Regions from separate parts of the Homo sapiens genome. Here region 1 is linked to region 2. Evidence: read pairs that join two places in POLR2A ChIA-PET (ENCODE). Cell type or tissue: Caco-2. All regions are shown on one strand. Region 1 overlaps MICAL2 (microtubule associated monooxygenase, calponin and LIM domain containing 2). Region 2 holds the start of MIR6124 (microRNA 6124).

The links. Peaks named below come from ENCODE experiments on the same cell type or tissue, not always from the same donor. Only the 100,000 strongest peaks of a DNase experiment are listed, where the experiment ranks them.
Region 1: POLR2A ChIA-PET joins it to region 2 with 5 read pairs; 3 of 35 experiments call an interaction of 5 or more read pairs at or near these places.

The regions. Positions count from the first base shown.
Region 1 is chr11:12,256,188-12,260,187 of GRCh38, reverse strand. MICAL2 (microtubule associated monooxygenase, calponin and LIM domain containing 2) reads right to left here. Exons shown (of 28, transcript NM_001282663.2): 24 at 3,217-3,403; 25 at 1,632-1,720; 26 at 291-393. Among named protein-coding and RNA genes, the nearest start is that of MIR6124, 95 kb to the right of the region's middle. In Caco-2, no CTCF peak of the experiment used is centred here; a DNase peak (open chromatin) is centred at 1,537.
Region 2 is chr11:12,162,296-12,166,295 of GRCh38, reverse strand. It overlaps MICAL2 (microtubule associated monooxygenase, calponin and LIM domain containing 2), which reads right to left. Exons shown (of 28, transcript NM_001282663.2): 3 at 3,877-4,000. It overlaps MIR6124 (microRNA 6124), which reads right to left and starts at 2,613; the gene lies at 2,529-2,613. RefSeq lists an enhancer at 2,373-2,872. In Caco-2, no CTCF peak of the experiment used is centred here; DNase peaks (open chromatin) are centred at 1,505, 2,025 and 2,681.

The DNA of each region.
Region 1 (4,000 bases), 94 kb before region 2:
GGGCAGCCAGCCATGTCAGCGGAGCTTGACTGGGAAGCACCTGAGCACCCAGTTGCAGATGCTCTCGAGGGAGCCCTCAGATTCCCTGTACATGGCTGCCAGGACCTCAGAGAACGCCCAGAGGAGTGGCAGCCCCAGGCTCAGGAGCTCGTACATGTAGCAGTAGTTGTAAGCATTGTCCCTGATATGGAGGCCAGCAGCTTGCAGGAGTCCCTGCATCCAGTTACACAGGTCCCTCGGCAGCCTGAGGGGCCAGCCCAGCACCTTCCTAAAGAAGGAGGTGGAGATACCTGGGGGGCTGCCTTCCAGGGTGCCAATGGCGGCCACTGCGCAAGAACTTTCGGTGGGAGTGTCTCTCCGAGGGGCTTCCTGCTCTTGCCATGTTGCCTCCTCCTGAGAAAGAGATGGAAATGAGGGCATTTGTCTGTAAGTCTTCCAGAGGACTACTTCAACAAAGCCAACAGCCAATACAAACTGAACTCGCCAGACCCTGCAACCAGCCCCCACAATAATCTCAGCCCCCCGACTCATGCTGAAGCCGGTGCTGAACACGGGCACTTTTCTAGGGGCCAACTGACCATAGGAGTCACGAGCCTTCAAAAATATGCATGCCTTTTGATCGGCAATCTCACTCCTAATGATATACATCAAGTAAATAATTTGAAATATGGATAACAACATGCATACTAGCATACACTGTAAAAACATTTGTAAGATAAAAAATTCCAACGACGTAAAGATCCAGTAATACAGAAGTGGTGAAGTAAATTATTGACCATTTATAGACTAGAATCTTCCAAAGGCATTAAAAATTATGCTCCAACATAAAAAAATTTAATGTCATGGGAAACTATTCTTGATATACAGTTAGTGAAGAAAAGGAAGAATATAAAACTCTAGGCATAGGATTCCACTTTGGTTAAAATACATTCACATAGAAAAAAAGCCTGGAAAGGGATGTTACAAAATGTCAACTGCGGTTTTCTCAGGGTAGAGTGGTTACAGGTGATTTAACTTTGTTTCTTTATATTCTTTCCTTCCCATGTTTTTACACTGAACCTATATATTTGGCTAATTAGAAAAAAGTTTTAAGTTATGGGTTGTTGCTAGTGGTAGATGATTAATCAAGCCCGAGAGAAGATATTTGCTAAGAGATGCCAGAAGAGATGCTTCCACAAACCATCTATGAATTCAGTGGGCTGGTCACTTTGTTGACTTCGAGAGCCTGGGAGAGGACTTGGAAAATGTAGAAGGGTCGGTCCTATACCAGGCATTCTTGCAAACAGCACCTTGTGGCCAGGTGGGTTCCAGGTACAGAGGGCCATGTGGCTTTTGTGTGGCTAAGCATATCACCCCATCCCTGCCACATGGGCAAGCTCTTCCAGGCTTCTTATGAGAAGCCAGCATGGCTACTGTCCTGGGAGCTCATCTGGAATGGGACACACCCCAGAGGCTGTGGAACAGACTGAAGCAAAAGAACCCTCCACACCAGGAAGCAGAGGCTTTCTTCTTTATCTGTGAGTCATCTCAATCCCTCTAGGGCCAGCAAAGCTGGCCTAACTTTGAGGATCACTGGAAACCCTTATCAAGGGGCCTTCCCCGTTTCACCAGCATGTTTGAGACAAACATACCTCTCTTTGTTGCTTCAACTCTGCCCGTCTCTTCCGTTGTTTGCTATTGGTTTTACAGTGAATGAAGTGAGGCTTGCAGTAAAATTTGCCTGTAAAAAGAGGCACACACATACAGAAAAATTTTTCTCCTGTAAACTAGAGCTAAGTAGACAAAAGCCAAGTGCCCACCACTGTCCAAGTCAGAAAATAGTAACGATGGAAATAGCCCAGGGTGGCTCAAACTTGGGAAACGGCTTCTGTCACCTTCCTTAAAGAAGTGGCACTGAGATAAGGTAGGAGGGCCCTTTGCTGCCTCAGAGACAAGCTCCAGCAATGGGGGGCTCCCGGGGATGTGGCTAAGACCTTCAAACCATGCCGGCTCCCGTAGGGTGGCATGCCCGCACCCGGAGAGGGCATGGGAGCTCTGAGCCCCTTCTCCCATACCACACCCCATGCCTCTTTTCCATCTGGCTGCTCCTCTGCATCCTTTATAATAAATAGGACAACATTTAAAAAAAATCCCCAAATCAAACTGAGGCCAAGTTTCTTCATAAGACCGGTTGCCAGGCAGCTAAATGGACAGCTTCGAGTATGAACACCCTCAGTCTTTCTTTGTGGAATACCTGGCGGGTGGGAAATGCTGAGAGCAAATGGCAGCAGTGATGGGGAGGAAAAGACCCAGACGGGGCACGCACTGGGAAACTGCCACTGCCCAGGACCACTGTGCGCCTTCCAGACAAGCCTTCCTTGCTCACTGCTGCACTGGTAACAATAGCAATAGTAAAAATTGTAACAGTAGGGGACACTTACATAGGAATGACTGTATGCCAGGCATGATGCTATGAGCTTCACATGAATTAACTCATCAGTCATCACAACCACCCTGAGAGCTAAGGACTACCGTTAACCTCATTTTACAGATGAGGAAACTGGGGGACGAAGAGTTTAAGTAACAAGCCCAAGGTTCCATGCTTAGGAGGTGGTAGACTCTGGAGTGGAACCCAGGCAGTTTAATTTGAGGGTGTGTATTGAGCACCATGCTATACTGCCTCTCGTTATAGGTGACAGAGCAAATGTCAAGTGCTGAAAATTAGAAAATAATCATTCGTTCCGATGAGCATGATTCCTCCATTGATGTCTTTGTTAGGCCACTTATCAGAGGGAATATCATTATGATGGTTATTTTAAAAACACATACTATGTAAGTAATATTAACATTGCATCATTTGGTGAACCTTACTGCATGCCAGGTGTGGTGCTGAGCATGCAATGGAGAGTATCAGGTTGGATTTTCTTGGCCATACAGGGACAATGGAGGGTGGTGAGGCTACATAAGAAGAGGTACATAGAGCCCTGGGCACACAGGTGCCCACCAGGACCTGGTATGCCGTACCACAGTGCTGATGCTACCCCTTCCCTGGGACCACAGGCAGCCTCCCCTTCTAGCAGGAGCTCCCAGTCTCCCTGAGCAGCTTTCCTGATGACATCATACTTCCTTTTGGGTATGTTTGGGTGTCCTAGAGCCACCAGAGGGACAGGAACCCGAGCCAAGGTCACACCTGAGGCCAAGGCCAGAGCCCAGTGCTGCCCTGGCCCCTGGGGTTACCTTCATCGCAGTCAAAGGTGTAGGCGGCCAGGCGCAAGGTGGTGGCACAGATGCTGCAGCGGAAACACTCCCGGTGGAAGAAGTGGCCCTCGGCGCTCAGCCGTTCCATCACGTACACACGTTTCTTACAGAAGTAACACGTGTCGCTGCCTCCCAGGTTAAGGGGAAATGACTTTCGCATAGATTCCTGGGGATCGGGAGAGAAGAGTGGGTGTATTATGGCTTATCCCGAGCCTTCAAATGCCAGGCCAAGGCTTTTAGAAATTCCACACTGAATGCTGGGGACCTCGTGGGCTTCTGCTTCCTGCTACTGCCACTGCAGCAAAGAGGGAGGGGTAGGAAGATACACCCCCAACCCAGACCCCAACCCTGCAGGGGCTTCTGTTAACTGTACTCCCAGACAGGCCCGAGACAACAAGGTGGGCCCGGGAGGGGCTCTCCCCGAGGTTGGCTGCTCTGGTTTTGGGGTGGGAGTGATCCTGGTCTGACGGAGTGGGCTTTACTCACAACCCTGTCCACCCCAGGATATTCTTTCCAGGATCTGTCCTTGGGATTAAGTGTCACCTGGTTCTGGACAAAGGTCCTGAAACTGGCCCGCTGAGGATGTTTTAGGTGTCCTGTTCCCCTGCAGTGGCACAGGTTGGGTGAGGAAAGCTTGTGGCATCAAATCTGGTCAGTTATAGTCCTAGTTGTGAATTGGGAGGGCACGGGCCAGGGCAGCAGTACCCCTGGGCGATTCCAGGGCAATGGGCCAAAAGGAAACAGAAAGAATGGTCAACTAAAA
Region 2 (4,000 bases):
ACCAGTAAATAGAGTCCAAATCCCAGTAATGCCACTCTCTTCAGCTTTCTGGACCTCAGTTTGTGGCCTGTTAAATGCAGAGATTGCACATAACATCTGCTTAAGTTCCTTCTAGCATTAAAGATTTATATATAAAGATAACCAGAGTCCAAAATTTTGTGATTATAGCATTTCCCACACCAAATTACATATTGCAGGTTCTTCTGGGTCGTTTTCCTCCGTAACACTACTCAGTCGGGTGTAACATTCGAGTCAGGTGTTACCCTAATACAGAGCCAGTTATCAATCCTGAAAGAGTTCATTTGGCATGATCCTCAGTTCACCCTCATTCTTATCCAAACACAGTCACGCCCAGGGAAAGAATTATTAATATTCAGTGCCAATAATACCCTCATAAATAATCATCAATAATAAACAATAATCCCAAGTGAGATTTTGGAACTGGCACCTGAGCCACTGCTCTAGAGAGCTCTCAGGCCACTCTGCTTGTCCCCTGACACCTCCATTAGAGCCCGTCCTTCTTCTCCAAATAGATCCTGGTCCCCAATCTCTCACCACTGTCACACGCACGTGTGTATACACGCACATATGGTGGCACGGAGGCAGGAGCATGGTGCTCAGCATATGGCAGCGGCTGATAAATGCTTGTGAAATGCTAAAGCCCAGACCCACTCCAGGTGGTGCTGAGATGCATCCACTTTAGCACAAAGGTCGGGGTTCTGGCTGAATTACATTTATTCTTGCTCTGCCTATGGCTAACCAGGAGCTTGGCTTTATGCCTGGTACCTGACAAACCTGTGTCATCTGGCTTAGCATTAATGATCAGCCACATGTATGCAAATGCCCAGCATTTCTTCCTTGACTAATGCTCAGCATAAACCATGACACCAAAGGATGCCTGAACATGGTATGTGAGCAAGACAGTGTCTGTTCATGTTGGAAGAGGTGAGGACCCCTGTTCTGTGTTTTGACTCACAACAAGGAGTACAAGCACCGGCCTCATGGAGCTGGCCATTAACCACCCACACATGAATGTGATATGCCAGGGGCCTGTATCATGGCCAGAATACAAATCAACACTCACTGTAGATGACACCCATTTTTTGTGTGATTTTTTTATTTCTTTCTTTCTTTCTTTTCTTTTTTTTTTTTTTTTTGAGATGGAGTCTCGCTCTGTCACCCAGGCTGGAGTGCAGCGGTGTGATCTCAGCTCACTGCAACCTATGCCTCCTGGGTTCAAGTGATTCTCCTGCCTCAGCCTCCTGAGTAGCTGGGACTACAGGCACTTGCCACCACACCTGGCTAATTTTTTTTGTATTTTTTAGTAGAGATGGGGTTTCACCATGTTGGCCAGGCTGATCTCGAACTCCTGACCTCAAGTGATCCACCTGCCTTGGCTTCCCAAAGTGCTGGGATTACAGGCGTGAGCCGCGACGCCCAGCCAAGGACACCTGTTGATTATCTGTCTCACACTCCCACATCCTTGGGGATTTGCTCCTCCCTCACATCAATCATGTGATGCTTGAAAGGGCTGCCAATCACAGTAGCCAGTTCCTCTGGCTTTGGCCATAATAAATCCAGAAGTGGGCCAATTAGAATCCTTCTCTGAGGTTTTTTTCAATATTGACCTGGAAGAGACAGATTCCAGCCTTTTGGAATGGAGCTATAAAGATGTGAATGAGAGGCTTCGAACATGGAGAAAAATGTGTTTGCAGGAGGGAAGCATGGAGCCAATAGAGAGCAAAGCATCAAAGCACCCAAGTTAAGGTCAGGACTTAAAGTGTCTGGACCTTCCTGTTAATATGAGTCAATGATTTTCCTGTTCTTTGTGGTTATTTTGAGCTGGGTTTCTGAAAAGCACAGCTCAAGTAGCCTAACACAGTCACAGTTCATACTTACAATGCATTCTCAAATGTATCTTCCAGTCCTCAGCATTCAGGCGGTTTTTACGAGATGGGTTATCTCACATGTGAAATGTCTTTGTTCTTCCTCACAAGACAGGCATAAAAATTCCTGGGCAAGAGGCACCTTACCCAGCATCCCTAACAAAAGGAGCTTTCTTTCCCTTTGCATCACAGAAGCCAGTGGTGACCTGCCAACCACAAGATGTGATGACTGTTCTATTTCAAGCTACCAAAGCTTGTAAAATAGAGGCTGGCCACACCAGCTAGGCAACTGGCTAGTATGTTTTGGAAGAAGGGTCTCTTCTTGGTGGTCAGCCCTCCGTTCCATCCCTCTGCTGGCTGACTCCCTGTGACAATCTGTCTTCAGATCACCAAGAGGGTCCCTCAGCAGCCACAACATGTTGGGTGTATGGGGCAATAGCATTCCCTAATAAAAACCAGAGCTCTGAAAACCCTCTGTGAGAGAACACAGTGCAACTGGGCCACCTGACTTTTATGGGACCTTTAAAAAAAAGAAGCCACCATATACAATTACTAAGAGGGATGACACTTTGGAAGCTAAAAGCTTCCCCTCCTTTAACTCTGAAGAGCCACCCCGTGAACTCTGAACCATGAAGTCACAACAACGAGGAAGGGAGGCACTGGGCAGGAGTGGCACCCAGGACATTGGTCTCACCTTCTCCTCCCCCTTCCTTTTCCCTACCTCCCCCATCTCCTCTGCCTAGCTGGAGCATGGTAGGTTATAAACAGGCACTGCCTGGATAGCTAGTCTGCTCTGGGCTGAGGCGACTGGTCTGTTTCAACCTGATGGAATGCTTTTCCTACGTCCCGCAGTGTCAGTGTGCCCCAGGCTCACAGGAGCTTGGCAGCTGTCTCCCCAGGGGCAGTGGAAAGCAGCATATCCCATGGTGGACTCGACAGCTTCTCACCACCAAAACAAAAACACAACAGTCCCGACTGCCATGGAGAGTTCAATCCTCTTGTCCCGGGATTGGCACCGGCTGGAATTCCTAGGGTTCTAGCTGAGCTACCTCCTGTGAGGTCTAAATACAGCACATTCGATTTTAACCTAAACACACAGCCTGCACCAGTGCTCAGGGCTGGTAGTCCCCAACGGCCACCAGGGAAGTCAGCTGAGACGCCTGGACTCCCACCTGCCCATCTGGTGCTGGGCATTTCAGAAATGTCAGAGAAAGGTTGCGATAGTGAGCCTATGTTCGCCGATGCTGTCTATGGCCAAATGATGGGGGATGCAACCAGTTCGTGTAGGCTTAACTATGAGTGTGGTCCTAGGTAGAGAAATGCATCCTGAGGAAGGGAGTGGGCAGGTGGAGAATGCAGGGGTATCAGGAGGAAGAGAAAGAGACAGGGAGGAAGAGGCAGTAAGGACCTAGACCTATTTCTTAGCCAATTAATCCAAAACCAGGGGATCTTTCTAAAATGTCCACACCCAGGCGAACACAACTCTGTAACTATGCCTCTCCCTGAGATTTAGGTCTTAGGCCCTAGAATCAGATGGACTAAGGTTGCCCTCTAGTTGTGTGACCTTGGGCACAACTGACTTCTCAATTTCCCCATCTCTAAAATGGCCTGAAGGACTGCTGTAGCTGTTCATTGAAATCATGGACATAAAGTACCTTGTACCTAGAAGCTGCTCAACAAATAGCAGCTACTAGAAGTAGTAGTAGTGGCAGCAGGGATAATAGAAGTGGGGGTAATATCAAGCATGGGCTTCTCTCCCTCAACTTTGCCTCTGGCTTCCCTCCCTTGGAGAGGGCACGAGTGGAGGGAACCTCCCAGCCAGGAAAAGCTGATGCTTAGAGACAAAGGAAACCTTTACCGGAGGAAAACAATGCAACATTCACACCCACACCTAAGAACCGTAGAGTGCCAAAATGGCAACAGCTTCCTAACCTCCCAAATGTCAACCCACACGCCCTGCAAAGGTAAGACTAGGAGGGTTTCCCCTTACCTTGGTGTTCGTGCACGACTTCCCTCGCTTATACTCTTTGTGGGAACCACGCTTATCCAATTTGTACCACAGGGCTTTGGCTTTCCAGGTGGTCACCTTGGACTTGAGCTTGGAATAAAAGTTT